Regions from separate parts of the Homo sapiens genome. Here all the other regions are linked to region 1. Evidence: chromatin contacts called from ENCODE Hi-C or POLR2A ChIA-PET data. All regions are on one chromosome and are shown on one strand. The core of a region is the stretch at or near the end of the contact, and the rest is flanking DNA. Distances in the headings are between cores, read along the strand shown.

Region 1 (4,629 bases), core at 1-2,500:
GGGCGTGATGGCTCACACCTGTAATCCCAGCACTTTGGGAGGCCGAGGCGGGCCTGAGGCAGATCACCTGAGGTCGGGAGTTCAAGACCAGCGTGACCAACATGGAGAAACCCCGTCTTTACTAAAAATAAAAAAAAAATTAGCCGGGCGTGGTGGCGCATGCCTGTAATCCCAGCTACTTGGGAGGGTGAGGCAGGAGAACGGCTTGAACCGGGGAGGCGGAGGTTGTGGTGAGCCGAGATTGGGCCATTGCATCCCAGCCTGGGCAACAAGAGTTACACTCTGTCTCAAAAAAAAAAAAAAAAAAAAAAATCCCCTCCTTTGTTGGGCTTGGTTCCTAGGGTCACTCGAAGGGGGCTGCTCTATTATCATAGTAACCAGGCCTTGAACTTGCCTGTTTCTCACCTTCCGGAGGAAGGTCCAGGCCCTGTAACCATAGCAACTGCCCCTCAGCAGAGCATCTCCTCTAAATAAAAACACCTGGTTAGTTTGGTGCATGGGCCTCCCACGATGGGAAGGGGAAGACGGTTACCATGGTAATGCCAACTAGGTGGCTATGGGGGAGGGGCTGGGGAAGAGGTGCTTCTCTTAGAGATCAGTGTCCTTGGGGCTGGGGTCCTTTCTACCTGAATGCTAGGTGGGGGGGAGGTTGCCATAGTAATCAATGAGGATAGGAGCAGAAGGACCACCACGGACACTTAGGTTACCTTAGCAACCTTCTCCTGGTGCAGAGTCCTAAGAGGTTTGGGGCTCCATAACCACAAAGGTGGAAGCGAGGGGAAGGCTGCTCCCCACCACCTCGCCCCCACCGCTGGGGAAGGGTTACCATGACAACCAACCTGGCCGGCAATCAGAGAGGATGGGGCCACTGCTGGTCGCCCTTTCTCTCAGAGTAAAAGTAATTGTCCAGGAGAGTGGTGTTTGGGTGTGGAAGGGGTAAGGCTCTTTCTCTGGGGCGAAGTGGGAGGAGGGGGGCAGAAAGCGGCCCCTTCCTCAGTCTCACTCCAGCGAGGGGGACCGTCGCGCGGGGCCTGGGTCTCCCTCGCCCTCCTCGGGGCGCGATCTCCCACCCGCCGGCCCCCGCGCGGGCACGCTACCCTTCGGTGTAGACCCGGGTGGGCGAGGCTCGCGCTCGCCGCCGGCCCCCCTTCCTACTGTCCCCCGCCGGGCGCGCGCGCGGTGGTTGCGGCGGGGGAGGGGGGGGGGTGTTGGCGCGGCCGCGCAGGCGCGCGAGGCACAGCGGGCGCGCAGGCCGGCCCCGGGGCCTCCATGATGGAGGAGCGAGCGGCCGCCGCGGTCGCCGCCGCCGCCTCCTCCTGCCGTCCGCTCGGCTCAGGCGCGGGCCCTGGCCCCACTGGGGCGGCCCCGGTCTCCGCCCCTGCCCCCGGGCCGGGCCCGGCAGGTAAGGGAGGCGGCGGCGGAGGCAGCCCCGGGCCCACGGCGGGCCCGGAGCCCCTGAGCCTGCCGGGGATCCTGCACTTTATCCAGCACGAGTGGGCGCGCTTCGAAGCCGAGAAAGCCCGCTGGGAGGCCGAGCGCGCCGAGTTACAGGTGAGCGCTGTCCCGGGACCCCCGACCCCCAACCCGGCCCGGCCCGGCCCGGCCTCACCCGCTGCCGCCGCCGCCGCCATCTTGGAGCAATGGCCGCCGGGACGGCCGGCGGGGGGGCGGGAGGGGACCGCGACGGTCCCGGAGGGCGAGTGAGGGGCCGTCCGAGGGGTGTCCTGAGGGCACTCCGGGGTGGGACGGGACCGGGACGGCCCGAGGTGGGAGTGGAGGGACCGGGGGTGGGAGGGATCACCGGGACCGGCCGAGAGAAAGGGGCGGAGGGACCACAACCAGCTGGGAGTGGGACTGGGACTGGGACTGAGCACGCTGGCCGCGGGGCTCCTGAGAGAGGCGACTCGAGCCCTGGAGGGGAGGCTAAGAGAACTCGGGAAAGGGTGTGGAGAGGAGCTGGAGGGGTCTGGGAGACCTGAGTGGTCTCCTGTGGGAGTAAGCAGAAGCTTGCCGGGCGCCGAGGGACTCCCGACCCCGACCCCGACCATGGCCCTAGCCAGGTGCAGGTTGGAGGTGGGAGCGTCCAAGGGGGGAACTTGGGACCCGCTGGGAAAGAGCGGGTCCAGATGGGGAACCGGGAGGATTTAGGGAGAGGAAGTCGGGAACCTGGGATCGGTGTGTTTCGGGGCGACTGGACGGTGGGCACGGAAGGAGGGCTGTGTAAGGACCCGAGGGGTGGGAGGAGGGTTTCAAGGGGTCCAGGATGAAGGTGTGTGCCTTCCCCTCTGAGGAGAAACTTTGGGGATCCCGGGCATGTGTGGCTGCACAGTGCAGGGAAGGGTTCTTTGGAGTGGAAGTGTGGACAGAGCAGGGAATGTACCCTAGGAGCCTGGATGGGAGAGCTTAAGAGTGGAAGTTCCACTTTGGGGGTGTGCAGGAGTGGGCGCGATGGCACTGAGATGGCACGTGTGTTGTAGGATGTAGGTAGAGAGCCCTGAACTGGAGTGTGGGGTGTTGGGCATGTCCAGTATGGAGGTGAGGGTCCTGGGATGGTGCCAATGAGGACGAGTTAGGGGTTACCCTGGGGTGATGCTTTAGGGGGGAGAATTTTGTAGAGCCCGAAGGCAACATGAGGAGGCATCTCGGAACGGGGGTAGACTGGGGTTGGGGGGAAGGGGATATGTTTGTGGAAGTCTTGGGAAAAGACCCCGTGGTTTTTGGGGTAGCTTGGGACAGGGATGTTGAATGGAAGAGTCTGAGGAGTTGGGCTAGGGTTTGTGACCTCGTGGAGCGTCAGGTCCATTGGCAGTGACTGGAGGACCATGGAGATGTCCGGATTTGAAGGGATCAGGAATGGCCCGCTGGAAGTCTGAAGATTCTTGGACTGGGTTATTATTAGCAGAAATTGTCATTACCTGCTTGTAGCAGCCCACCTTTCCCCTTCCGATTTGCCGTTTGCTATCTAGTAGGAAGCTGGTACCCAAATAAATAGCTGATGAGAATTGTGTCGGTAGGGATGGGGTGCGGTGGCTCACGCCTGTAATCCCAACACTTGGGGAGGTTGAGGTGGGAGAATCCCTTGAGCCCAGGAGTTCGAGGCCAGCCTGGCCAACATAGCAAGACCTCATCTCTACAAAAAAGTACAAAAATTAGCCGGGTGTGGTGACATGCGCCTGTAGTCCCAGCTACTCAGGAGGCTGAGGTGGGAGGATTGCTTAAACCCCGGAGGTTGAGGCTGCGGTGAGCCATGATTGCACCACTGCACTCCAGCCTGGGCAAAAGAGTGAGATCCTGTCTCAAAAAAAAGCATTTTGTTCATAGGATGAGTAAAGACCCTCCAGTAACTCTCCCCCTGCCCTCACTTGTGGTGGCTGAGGCTTGGGGCTGGGATGGGAGCAGAATCCTTATGTAACTGCTCTCACTTCTGTCCCACTCTCTACTTCCGAAGCTCTTTCCCAGCATACATCTCATCAGATCTTCACAATGCCCTGTGATGTAGGCAGAGGCAGTGTCATTACCTCACTCAGCAATAACGGTACCAGCTGCAATTTAGTGAGCACATACCATGTCTGGGGCGCTGTATCAAGTACTGTAGATACGAGCTGTCATTTAATTCTTGCAGCATTCTGGGAGGATAAAGGATATTCCCCCTACCTTTAAAAAAAATCAGGAGAGGAAATGGAGGTTTTGAGAGGGTGATTTATCTAGGATCCCAGCAGATGAGCAGAAGGGCTGGTCTGTGGTGGACCTTTTGTTTATTTATTTATTTATTTATTTATTTTTATTTTTATTTTTTTGAGACAGAGTCTCACTCTGTCACCCAGGGTGGAGTGCAGTGGCATGATCTTGGCTCATTGCAACCACTGCCTCCCAGGTTCAAGCGATTCTCCTGCCTCAGCCTCGCAAGTAGCTGGGATTACAGGTGTGCACCACCACCACGCCTGGCTGATTTTTGTATTTTTAGTAGAGATGGGGTTTTGCCACGTTGGTCAGGCTGGTTTCGAACTCCTGGCCTCAAGAGATCCACCTGCCTCGGCCTCCCAAAGTGCTGGGATTACAGGCATAAGCCACCATGCCCGACCGTCGGTAGACTTTTAAGCCCATGTTCTGTACCTCTCTGCTACCCAGTACAGTTGAGAAAATTGGTTCAGGCAAGCATAGTGGCCTCCCCAGGGTCACCCAAGCAGTCATAGCAGAGCTTGGACTGAATCTTGGCCTCTGGGACTTTGCACCAGTGCACCGCACAGCACCCACCACACCATCTTCTCATCCTGGAGGCTGATGAGAGAAAAGATGTTTATCCCCTCACTTACTGACCCTTCTTGGAGTTTGAGAGGAACTTGTGTCTGGCATGGTACCAGCACTGTCACTTTGTACTTTTGTTTTCTTTTATTCTGTTAAGTTAGTAAAAATTCAGACATCTCAGAGGGGTGTGTGTGTGTGTGTGAGTGTGTGTATACACATATATATGTAAGTGAAAAAGGAAAGTTCCTTCTCTTCGTCCCTTTCCTGCTCTTCTCTCCTGAGAGAGAAGAGTTATTGTGCTTATGTAATAGATGAACTACTGCTGTATGTATCATTTTGTGACATAATAATCTGTTTTGGTTTTCCTTTCATATCAGCACAGAG
Region 2 (4,629 bases), core at 1,470-3,969, 840 kb after region 1:
AATCCGAAATCAAGGCATGGGCGTGGCCTCACTCCGGACAAGGCTCCAGCGGGTGATCTTTCCTGGCTTCTTCCAGCTTCTGATAGCACAGGGCCTTCCTGGGCTTGTGGCTGCGTCACCCCCGTCTCCACTTCTGTCACCATAGAATTGTCTTCCCTGTGTGTCTCCTCTTCTTATAAAGACACCGGGAATGAGGAATGACGGGTCCACCCTACACTGGTATGGCTACCTCTCAACGAATTCCCTCTCCAAGGACCCTATTTCCAAATAAGGTCACATTCTGAAGCACTGGGGGATCAGGACTTCAGCCTCTCTTTTTGGGGGAAACAGTTCAACCTGTTGGTCACTTTACACTCACGTATCTTTTTTTGATTGTGTTTTTTTTGTTGTTGTTCTTATTTTTTTAATTTAATTTTTTTTTGAGGCAGAGTCTCACGCTGTCCCCCAGGCTGGAATGCAGTGGCGCAGTCTCAGCTCACTGCAAGCTCAGCCTCCCGGGTTCATGCCATTCTCCTGCCTCAGCCTCCCGAGTAGCTGGGACTTCAGGCGCCTGCCACCACTCCCGGCTAATTTTTTGTATTTTTAGTAGAGACGGGGTTTCACCATGTTAGTCAGGATGGTCTCAATCTCCTGACCTCGTGATCCACCTGCCTCGGCCTCCCAAAGTGCTGGGATTACAGGAATGAGCCACTGCGCCCGGCCTTTTTTTTAATTTTTTTGAGACAGAGTCTCACTCTGTCGCCCAGGCTGGAGTGCAGTGGTGAGATCTCGGTTCCCTGCAATCTGTGCCTCCTAGGCTCAAGAGATTCTCCTGCCTCAGCCTCCCGAGTAGCTAGGATTACAGGCACATGGCACAACACCCAGCTATTTTTTTTTTTTTTGAATTTTTAATAGAGACAGGGTTCCACCATGTTGGCCAGGCTGGTCTCGAACTCCTGACCTCAGATGATCCACCTGTCTCAGCCTCCCAAAGTGTTGGGATTACAGGCGTGAGCCACTGCACCCAGCCTTACATTCACCACATCTTACCTGACCCCACACCCCCAAGTGAGAACCTGGGCCAGAGACTTGGGTTTCACCTAGACATCTTCCTTTCCCTCGCTAGCGCGACACTCACCATGCTTTCCATATATTCTCTCAAATGTCTCTCCGTGTCCCCCTTGACACTGTCCCTGTCTTAGTTTAGTCTCCCCTCGCTTTCCTAATCCTTTTCTTACCCCTGCTCATGACTTTTTTTGACTCTACCCAGTAGTCTTGCTCCCTCCCACCCACCCTCCACACAGCAGGCAGAGGGGCCTTTTTTTTCTCTCTCTCTTCTTTTGAGACAGGGTCTTACTCTGTTGCCCAAGCTGGAGAGCAGTGGCCTGATCATAGCTCACTGCAGCCTGCAACTCCTGGGCTCAAGCGATCCTCCCGCCTCAGCCTCCCAAGTAGCTGGGACTACAGGCATGTATTTTTTTTTTTTTTTTTTTTGAGACGGAGTCTCACTCTGTCGTCCAGGTGGAGTGCAGTGGTGCAATCTCAGCTCACTGCAACCTCTGCCTCCCGGGGTTAAGCGATTCTCGTGCCTCAGCCTCCCGAGTAGCTGGGATTACAGGCATGCACCACCATGCCCAGCTAGTTTTTGTATTTTCAGTAGAGATGGGGTTTCACTGTGTTGGCCAGGCTTGTCTCGAACCCCTGACCTCAGGTAATCCGCCCGCCTTGGCTTCCCAAAGTGCTGGGATTACAGGCGTGAGCTCCACCGCGCCCGGCCCAGGCTACGGATTTTAGCTTTTATGTTCATTGTACCAGGAACTGTGTAAGTGCTCATGTATATTTATTGAGTCGATGAATGAAGCACCAATTGTCGAATGACCTTGAGGACTCCTGCAGGATGCTAACGAACACACTTCTCAGCCGGACTGAGCTCCATCATCCTGCCATGCGGCTCACCCCACCTGCGTTCTGGCTTCATTCCTGTCTCCATGCACTTGCTTAAAGTCGTGCCGGCGTCAGGATCTCCCTTCCTACCAGCCAGGAAGCTCTTCCCTCTTATTTTCCCCGCTCCTCGAGGTAAAGGTGCGCACAGAGGGGCCCCCAAGGCGTGACTGGAAGGCTTGTGGGTCGCTATGGTTACTGCATCCGCCCGGGGCGGGACATCCCCAGGACGCCCAGCCTCTAGGGGTGCGAGGTGGGAAGCTCTGGAGCGGCCCAGCGCAGGGGCGGGCAAGCCAGGAGGCAAAGCGGTTTCCTCACGCCTCCACCCCACCCACACAGTTGTCAAGGAGACAAAGCGCTTCCCTTCAGCGCTGTCTCCCTCCCCTTTGGTTAGAGGGCAGGGTGGGCTGGAAGACTGTCCGAAAGGTTGGGTACTGGCGCGCTCCCAGCATCTCTCCCATCCAAGCTCGCAACGCCTGCGCCGAGACCCGGTACCGGGTACAACCCGAGGCACGCGCATGCGCGCGATGGAGTTTTTGCGCGTGCGCCGTTGTGGCCCCAGGAAGCTGGGGTACCCGCGCGGCGCTAACGTTGCGGCTGCGCAGTTGCGGCCTGCTGGTGGGGCTCGGCGGAGCGCAGTTCTGCGCCTGCGCTGTGCTGGGGTAGGTGGGAATGAAACCCTGGCGGTAAGGGCATTGGGGCCGACTGGCCCTGGGCGCGCCTGCGCCTTGGCATGCGGGGCGGCCGGAGGCGGGGCCGAAAGAGGGGAGGGAGGGAGGCGGGGGGTGGGAACAGGCCGCAGAAGCCCGAGCCCTGACCCACCGGCGGCTGCGGCGGAGCCGGTGAGTGACCCGTGGCCCGACTCGGTCCCCACCCTCCGCGACCTTCGCTCTCCCTGCCGTCCCCCGTAGCCTCCGTTGTCTCCTTGTGATACGGGACCCCCGTTATTTCCAGAGCTCCCCTTAATTTCTGGCAATCCCCAGAGCCCCCACAATCCTCGCAGACCCTGATCCCTAATATTTGATCGTTCCAGCTCTTCCAGTGATACAGGAGCTCCCACCTCACCATTATTCCTGGACATCCCTCTAAGGGCCCTTCTCATATCGGTCTTACAGACGCCCCGTTGCCCCCTAGAGCCCCTAGAGCGCCTCCTCTGCTCCAGATTCCCCCCTTCTTGCTGCATCCCCCCTTCCGCATCTCCTTATCTTCATGCATCTAAGACCCCCCCGAGGCACCCCCATCCTCCCTCCATTTCCTATCCTCCCGTGCCCCCATTCTCTAACTCCTGCAGACACCTCCTCTCCTCGCACTTTTCCTCCTTTCCTTCCATCCCTCCAGACCCTCCCCCAATTTCTATCAACTCTTCAGCGTGGCACTTCGCGCCGCGCGAAGTCCGAGCCAAGCGCTCAGCCGGTGTCAGCTACTCTTAGGCGCTTCCGACTTACCCGGGTGCCCGTCGCCCCCGCCCGCCCCCCGCCCCCACTCCTGCCCCCGGGGACTAAGGAGCTCTCGGCCCGGCGGTCTGGGAGAGGCGGCGGCGGGGGGACCCCGAACCCCAGCCAGCCCCGTGCGCCCTTTGCCCGCAGCGCCGGCGCCCCCCATGCGCCAGACGGCAGGACGGCGGCGTCGGGGGGCGCCATGGCCTCGGCGGCGGCGGGCGAAGCGGAGGAAACCACCCGGTTGCGCAAGCCGCGCTTCTCATTCGAAGAGAACCAGATCCTGATCCGCGAGGTGCGCGCCCACTACCCGCAGCTCTACGGCGCGCAGAGCCGTCGGGTGAGCGTGGCAGAGCGGCGGCGCGTGTGGGACGGCATCGCCGCCAAGATCAACGGTATCACCAGCTGGAAGCGCACGGGCCAGGAGGTGCAGAAGCGCTGGAACGACTTCAAGCGCCGCACCAAGGAGAAGCTCGCTCGCGTGCCGCACTCCACGCAGGGCGCCGGGCCCGCCGCGGAGGACGCTTTCTCCGCGGAAGAGGAGACCATTTTTGCCATCCTGGGGCCAGGTGTGGCGGCGCCGGGGGCAGGTGCTGGGGCGGAGGAGCCCCCTGCGGCCCCCTCTTCACAGCCGCCGCCCCCAAGCGCCTGCCCTCAGCGCTACGTGTTGTCGGAAGACCGCCGGGAGGACCGACGTGCAGGTGAGTGTCTTCAGAGTAGGCTGTGTGCCTGCGCTGTTGCAAGCCTTTTACATGTCTCATCAAAGCCTTGCTGCAGCCCTGTGAGGTGGATGCTGTCCTTCGCCCCATTTTATAGCTAGGGAAACTGAAGCTCAGAAAAATGAAATGACTTGCCTCAGTTCCGATAGCTAGTAACTGTCAAGAGCCAGGAATGGAACCAGATTTAGGAGGCCTGACTCAGGTCCACACCTGGGGTCATCAGCACAGGCAGGATTTCATTAAATGCAGTGTCGAGTAGTGACTCTGGAGGCAGGCTGCCTGGGCTCCGATCACAACTTTGCCACTGAACTGTGTCATCTGAGTAAGTTACTGTACTTCAGTTGCTGCATCTGTAAAATGGAGATAAAAATAGTCTGCACCTCAAAGCGTTGCTGTGAAGATTAAATGAGCTAATATGGGTAAGTTGCTTAGTTCAGCACCTCCTCAACTCTCATTGTTAGTTCTTGATAGAATCATCAATGCGGTAAGATGCATACTATTTCACTATTTCATAAATAAAAGACTCAGACATGTTTGGTAATTTTCCCAAGGTC
Region 3 (4,629 bases), core at 1,429-3,928, 600 kb before region 1:
GAACATTGAGATAAAAGGCAAAATTTTGCAAGTGTTATATGTAATTTTTGCCTGCCTGGCACAACCCTTTACTTCTTTTCTGAGGACAGTATCCACCTTCCTTTGGACAACAGCCCTTCCTCGATTCTACATGGTTCTGAGGGCCTTTAAGACAAAGAACCCCTATTGGGTAGGCAAGTAACAAAGACCTGGCCAGTCTTAGTAGTCTACTCCCCCTCTAACCAAGGATTGGCCTGAGAAGCGGACACATGATCCAAGAAGGGCCAATCAGGGCCCTTTTGTGGAATTTACACTCGGTTGCTAGGACAGAAAAGCTCTCATTTTATCCATCATAATCAGGCAAGTTTGATATAAGCCTGGAGCTCTTTGTGGTAGCTCTGGAACATGACAGAGTCTTTCCTAAAATCTATCCTAGAGAAATAACTAGATACAGGCACAAGAATGGTCACTGCACCACAGGGAGAGGTGAAAGAGGGAGAGGAAGAGAAGCTTGGCAACATCATTTAGGTCTTGAAGCTTAGTTCCCTTCAACCCCCCACTTCTCAGCTACACCAGAAAATGCCTTTTTGCTTACAGTTGGAGTCTTTTTTGTTTTGAGATGGAGTCTTGCTCTGTCACCCAGGCTGGAGAAAAAAAATTAGCCAGGTGTGGTGGCGGGCACCTGGCTACTCGGGTAGTCCCAGCGACTCGGGAGGCTGAGGCAGGAGAATCACTCGAACCCTGGAGGCAGAGCTTGCAGGAAGCCAAGACTGAGCCACTGCACTCCAGCCTGGGCAACAGAGCGAGACTCTGTCTCAAAAAAAAAAAAAAAAAAAAAAAAAGAAAAAGAAAATGAGAGCATTCTTCTGAGGCTAGAAACTGCTTATGCATGCTGGGCCCCACTGACAGCATCCCGCTCCTCTCAAGGTATCTATCTTTTTTGGCTTCTAGATTGTCTGCATCTTCTAGTTTCTGTATAACTGTGTCTCTGACCATCTTTTGGTCTCTTGGCCTATTTGCCCTGGGCTCATGGCCTTCAGTGGGTTTGTTTCCCCCTCTGTCCCCTCCATCTCTCTCCACTCCATCTTCAGGCCTCTGTCTCTTTTTCAGTCCGTCTTGTTCATCATCACCCTCATCTCTCTTCCCTGTCCTAGTCAGCTCGCATCTCTCTTCACTTATGAGTCATTCTGTAGTCTGATTTTTCTCTGTAATCCAACTCTTCCTTTCTCCATCTCTCTTCAGTTCTCCATTTGACTTTCTCCATCTTTCTCATTAAAAAAAAAATGCTTTTTCAGGCCGGGCATGGTGGCTCACGCCTATAATCCCAGCACTTTGGGAGGCTGAGGCAGGCAGATCACCTGAGGTCGGGAGTGCGAGACCAGCCTGACGAACATGGAAAAATCCCGTCTCTACTAAAAATACAAAATTAGCCAGGGTGGTGGCACCTGCCTGTAATCCCAGCTACTCTGGAGGCTGAGGCAGGAGACTCGCTTGAACCCAGGAGGCAGAGGTTGCAGTGAGCCAAGATCGCACCACTGCACTCCAGCCTGGGCAACAAGAGCGAAACTCCATCTCAAAAAAAAAAAAAAAAAATTCATTTTTGTTTTTTTGAAACAGGGTCTCACTCTGTCACCCAGCCTGAAGTGCAGTGGCACAATCACGGCGTACAGCAGCCTCGACCTCCCAAGCTCAAGTGATCCTCCCACCGCAGCCTCCCAAAGTGCTGTGGATGACAGGAGTGAGTCACCACGCCCTTTCTCATTTTCTGTTTGAATCTTTTTTTCCTCCCTTTTGTCCTTCCAGTATTCACTCTCCATCACCACCTCTCTCCATTTCCCCATCTAATACTTTATCTCCCAATATCAGAAGCTTTAGTAATAGCTCATGCTTACTTACTCACATTAACACACAGACCTATCCTATCTGCATGATCTATTCCTATCCCACACCTATGTACATACACACACACACTTTTCTCACGACTGTCAGGCACTATGATCACCCCCTATTTTACTGAGCAATAGAGAGGCTAAGTGAGTAGCCGAGTGTTACATGAGCCACTCAAATCCAGGGGTTCGGGCTCCACTCCCTCGCTTTTCCATTTCTCAGCATCGTTCTCCATTATCTCCAGCTTTTGTGGGGTTCTTCCTATTTCAACTGTCTCCATCCTTCCGTATCTCTCGGTCTCCCCCGTGATTCAGTGTCTCGTTTCTCCATCTAAATTCCATTTTTTCTGTTTCTAGTGTCCACGATCAGTTTCCGACTTTTCCCTCCACTCCCCAAGTTCATGGGCGACCACGCCTCTCGGCCTCGTGGGCTCTAAGACTCTCGCTGGAACCCATCGGCACTCTCGCCCACGCTCTCTAGTTTTCAGCTTCCCTCCTCTCCCAACACCCTCGTCTTTCAGTCCCTCAGTTTCTCGAAGCTTCTTTTCGTGCCTCCATTTCTTTCGGTCTCTGGCCTGTCGCCCAGGTTCTCCCAGGGACGCTCAGGTGCCATCTCTGTCCGCGTTTGCCGGCCCTTCGGCTGCCTCCTACATTTCTCCTCATCTCGAGACTTCCCTCGCCCCTGGACTCGCACCCCAAACTACCCCCAAGCGGCCCAACTCCGACAGCCATCGCCGCCACAACCCGGTACACCCGTCCCGCCCCCCTCACTTACCACACGCCGCGAACGCCTTAACTTCCGGTCCCAAGAGCGCTAGTCTTGCGCCTGCGCACACAGCCATCTCGTTCTGACCCCGCCCCGCCACCACAGAAGAGCCAATCGGAAGCTCTGGGCTGCCCAAGACCCATCTTGCGCCTGTGCACAGCACGCTTCCGCCCCGCCTCGCTTGGGGCGGAGCCTCGAGTGATTGCGCCCTCTAGAGGCCAGTAGAGGCATTGCGGTACAGACTTGCAAGCGCCTCCTCCCCGGCCCCGCCCTCTCCTCCCCAAGCATAGCCACGTGCGCCTCAGCTCCGGGACGCCGGGGTTTTAACCCAAAGAGAGAGCTGGTCTGGGGCCCAGGAACTTTTTTTTTTCTTTTGAGACATAGTCTCACTGTCTCCCAGGCTAGAGTGCAGTGGCGTTATCTCACCTCATTGCAATCTCCGCCTCCCAAGTTCAAACCATTCTCCTGCCTCAGCCTCTCGAGTAGCTGGGATTACAGGCGCACACCACTACACCTGGCTGATTTTTGTATTTTTAGTAGAGACGAGGTTTCACGATTTGGGCCAGGCTGGTCTCCAGCTCCTGATCTCAAGTGATCCGCCCGCCTTGGCCTCCCAAAGCACTGAGATTACAGATGTGGGGCATCTCACTCAGCCTCTACCTCTTTTCTTTCTACAACCCCATTTTCTGTTACCTTTCTCTGCAATAAACTCAATCACACACATTCAGGAAGACCCCCAAGTATAGAAACAATCTCATTAGCCAGCAATGCACCCTCTCTTTTATTAACTGAAAGAAGAAACAGCTGGGCACGGCGGCTCACGCCTGTAATCCCAACAGTTTGAGAGGCCGGGGTAGGTGGATCACCTGAGGTCAGGCGTTCCACACCAGCCTGGGCAATATGGCCAACCCCTGTTTCTACAAAAAAATACAAAAGTTAGTCGGATATGGTAGTGTGTGCCTGTAGTCCCAGCTACTCAAGAGGCTGAGGTGGGAGGATCGATTGAACCTAGGAGGCTGAGAGACTGAGGCTGCAGTGAGCCATGATGGTACCACCGCACTCCAGCCTGGGTGACAGAGCCAGACTGTCTCAAAAAAAGAAAAAAGTGTTGTTGTTTTTTTTTTCTGAGACGGAGTCTCGCTGTCGCCCAGGTTGGAGTGCGGTGGCGCGATCTCGGCCCACTGCAGGCTCCGCCTCCCAGGTTCCCGCCATTCTCCTGCCTGAGCCTCCCGCATAGCTGGGACTACAGGCGCCCGCCACCACGCCCGGCTAATTTTTTGTATTTTTAGTAGAGACGGGGTTTCACTGTGTTAGCCAGGATGGTCTCGATCTCCTGACCTCGTGATCCGCCCACCTCGGCCTCCCAAAGTGCTGGGATTACAGGCATGAGCCACCGTGCCTGGCCAGAAAAAAGTTCTATGTCTAAAAAAAAGAAGGACTCTAAAGTTTTTGGCCTGAGCATTTGGAAATATGGAGTCACCATCTACTACCATCAGGAAGACGTGGGAGAGAGGCTAGAGAGAAAATCCGAAGATCTGTTTTCAGCATATTGTTTGAGTTATGCATTGGACATCAACTGGGGATGTCAAGTGGAACGTTGGATATAATTATCAAGCCTCTGGAAAACAACTTAGAGATAGAGAAGCCAATTCATACATTATTATCAAAAGAAGAAGAATAAATGGACTAAGCATTCTGCTTAAAATTTCCAAACAAGGCCAGGTGCGGTGGCTCACGCCTGTAATCCCAGCACTTTGGGAGGCCGAGGCAGGTGGATTACCTGAGGTCAGGAGTTCGAGACCAGCTAAGCCAACATGATGAAATCCCGTCTCTACTAAAAATATAAAAAATTAGCCAGGCATGATGACGGACACCTGTAATCCCAGCTTCTCGGGAGGCTGAGGCAAGAGAATCGCTTGAACCCAGGAGGTGGAGGTTGCAGTGAGCCAACATCGCATCATTGCACTCTAGCCTGGGCGACAAGGAGAAACTCTGTCT

What was found. A loop is a pair of places that touch in the nucleus more often than their neighbours do. ChIA-PET counts read pairs that join two places held with the same protein, here RNA polymerase II (POLR2A). Pooled maps may share reads with other maps.
Region 2: a loop to region 1 is called in a pooled map, with 4 times the contacts of the local background. The contact joins the promoter of MYPOP here to the promoter of STRN4 in region 1. A Hi-C loop is called at or near these places in 1 of 50 pooled maps. POLR2A ChIA-PET finds 5 or more read pairs at or near these places in 2 of 52 experiments (Caco-2 and OCI-LY7).
Region 3: a pooled map shows a loop between it and region 1 (8-fold over the local background). The contact joins the promoter of DHX34 here to the promoter of STRN4 in region 1. A Hi-C loop is called at or near these places in 5 of 50 pooled maps. POLR2A ChIA-PET finds 5 or more read pairs at or near these places in 2 of 52 experiments (T-cell and activated T-cell).

What each region holds. Positions count from the first base shown.
Region 1 is chr19:46,743,071-46,747,699 of GRCh38, reverse strand. STRN4 (striatin 4) reads left to right here and starts at 1,250. Exons shown (of 18, transcript NM_013403.3): 1 at 1,250-1,551. The coding sequence starts at 1,270. It overlaps FKRP (fukutin related protein), which reads right to left and starts at 1,643. Exons shown (of 4, transcript NM_024301.5): 1 at 1,610-1,643. RefSeq lists silencers at 825-874, 915-1,014, 1,055-1,204, 1,215-1,264, 1,475-1,704.
Region 2 is chr19:45,900,703-45,905,331 of GRCh38, reverse strand. MYPOP (Myb related transcription factor, partner of profilin) reads left to right here and starts at 2,719. Exons shown (of 3, transcript NM_001012643.4): 1 at 2,719-2,762; 2 at 3,507-4,057. The coding sequence starts at 3,559. RefSeq lists silencers at 2,027-2,106, 2,667-2,716 and enhancers at 2,367-2,476, 2,907-2,956.
Region 3 is chr19:47,347,364-47,351,992 of GRCh38, reverse strand. It overlaps DHX34 (DExH-box helicase 34), which reads right to left and starts at 2,678. Exons shown (of 17, transcript NM_014681.6): 1 at 2,641-2,678. RefSeq lists an enhancer at 1,934-2,838.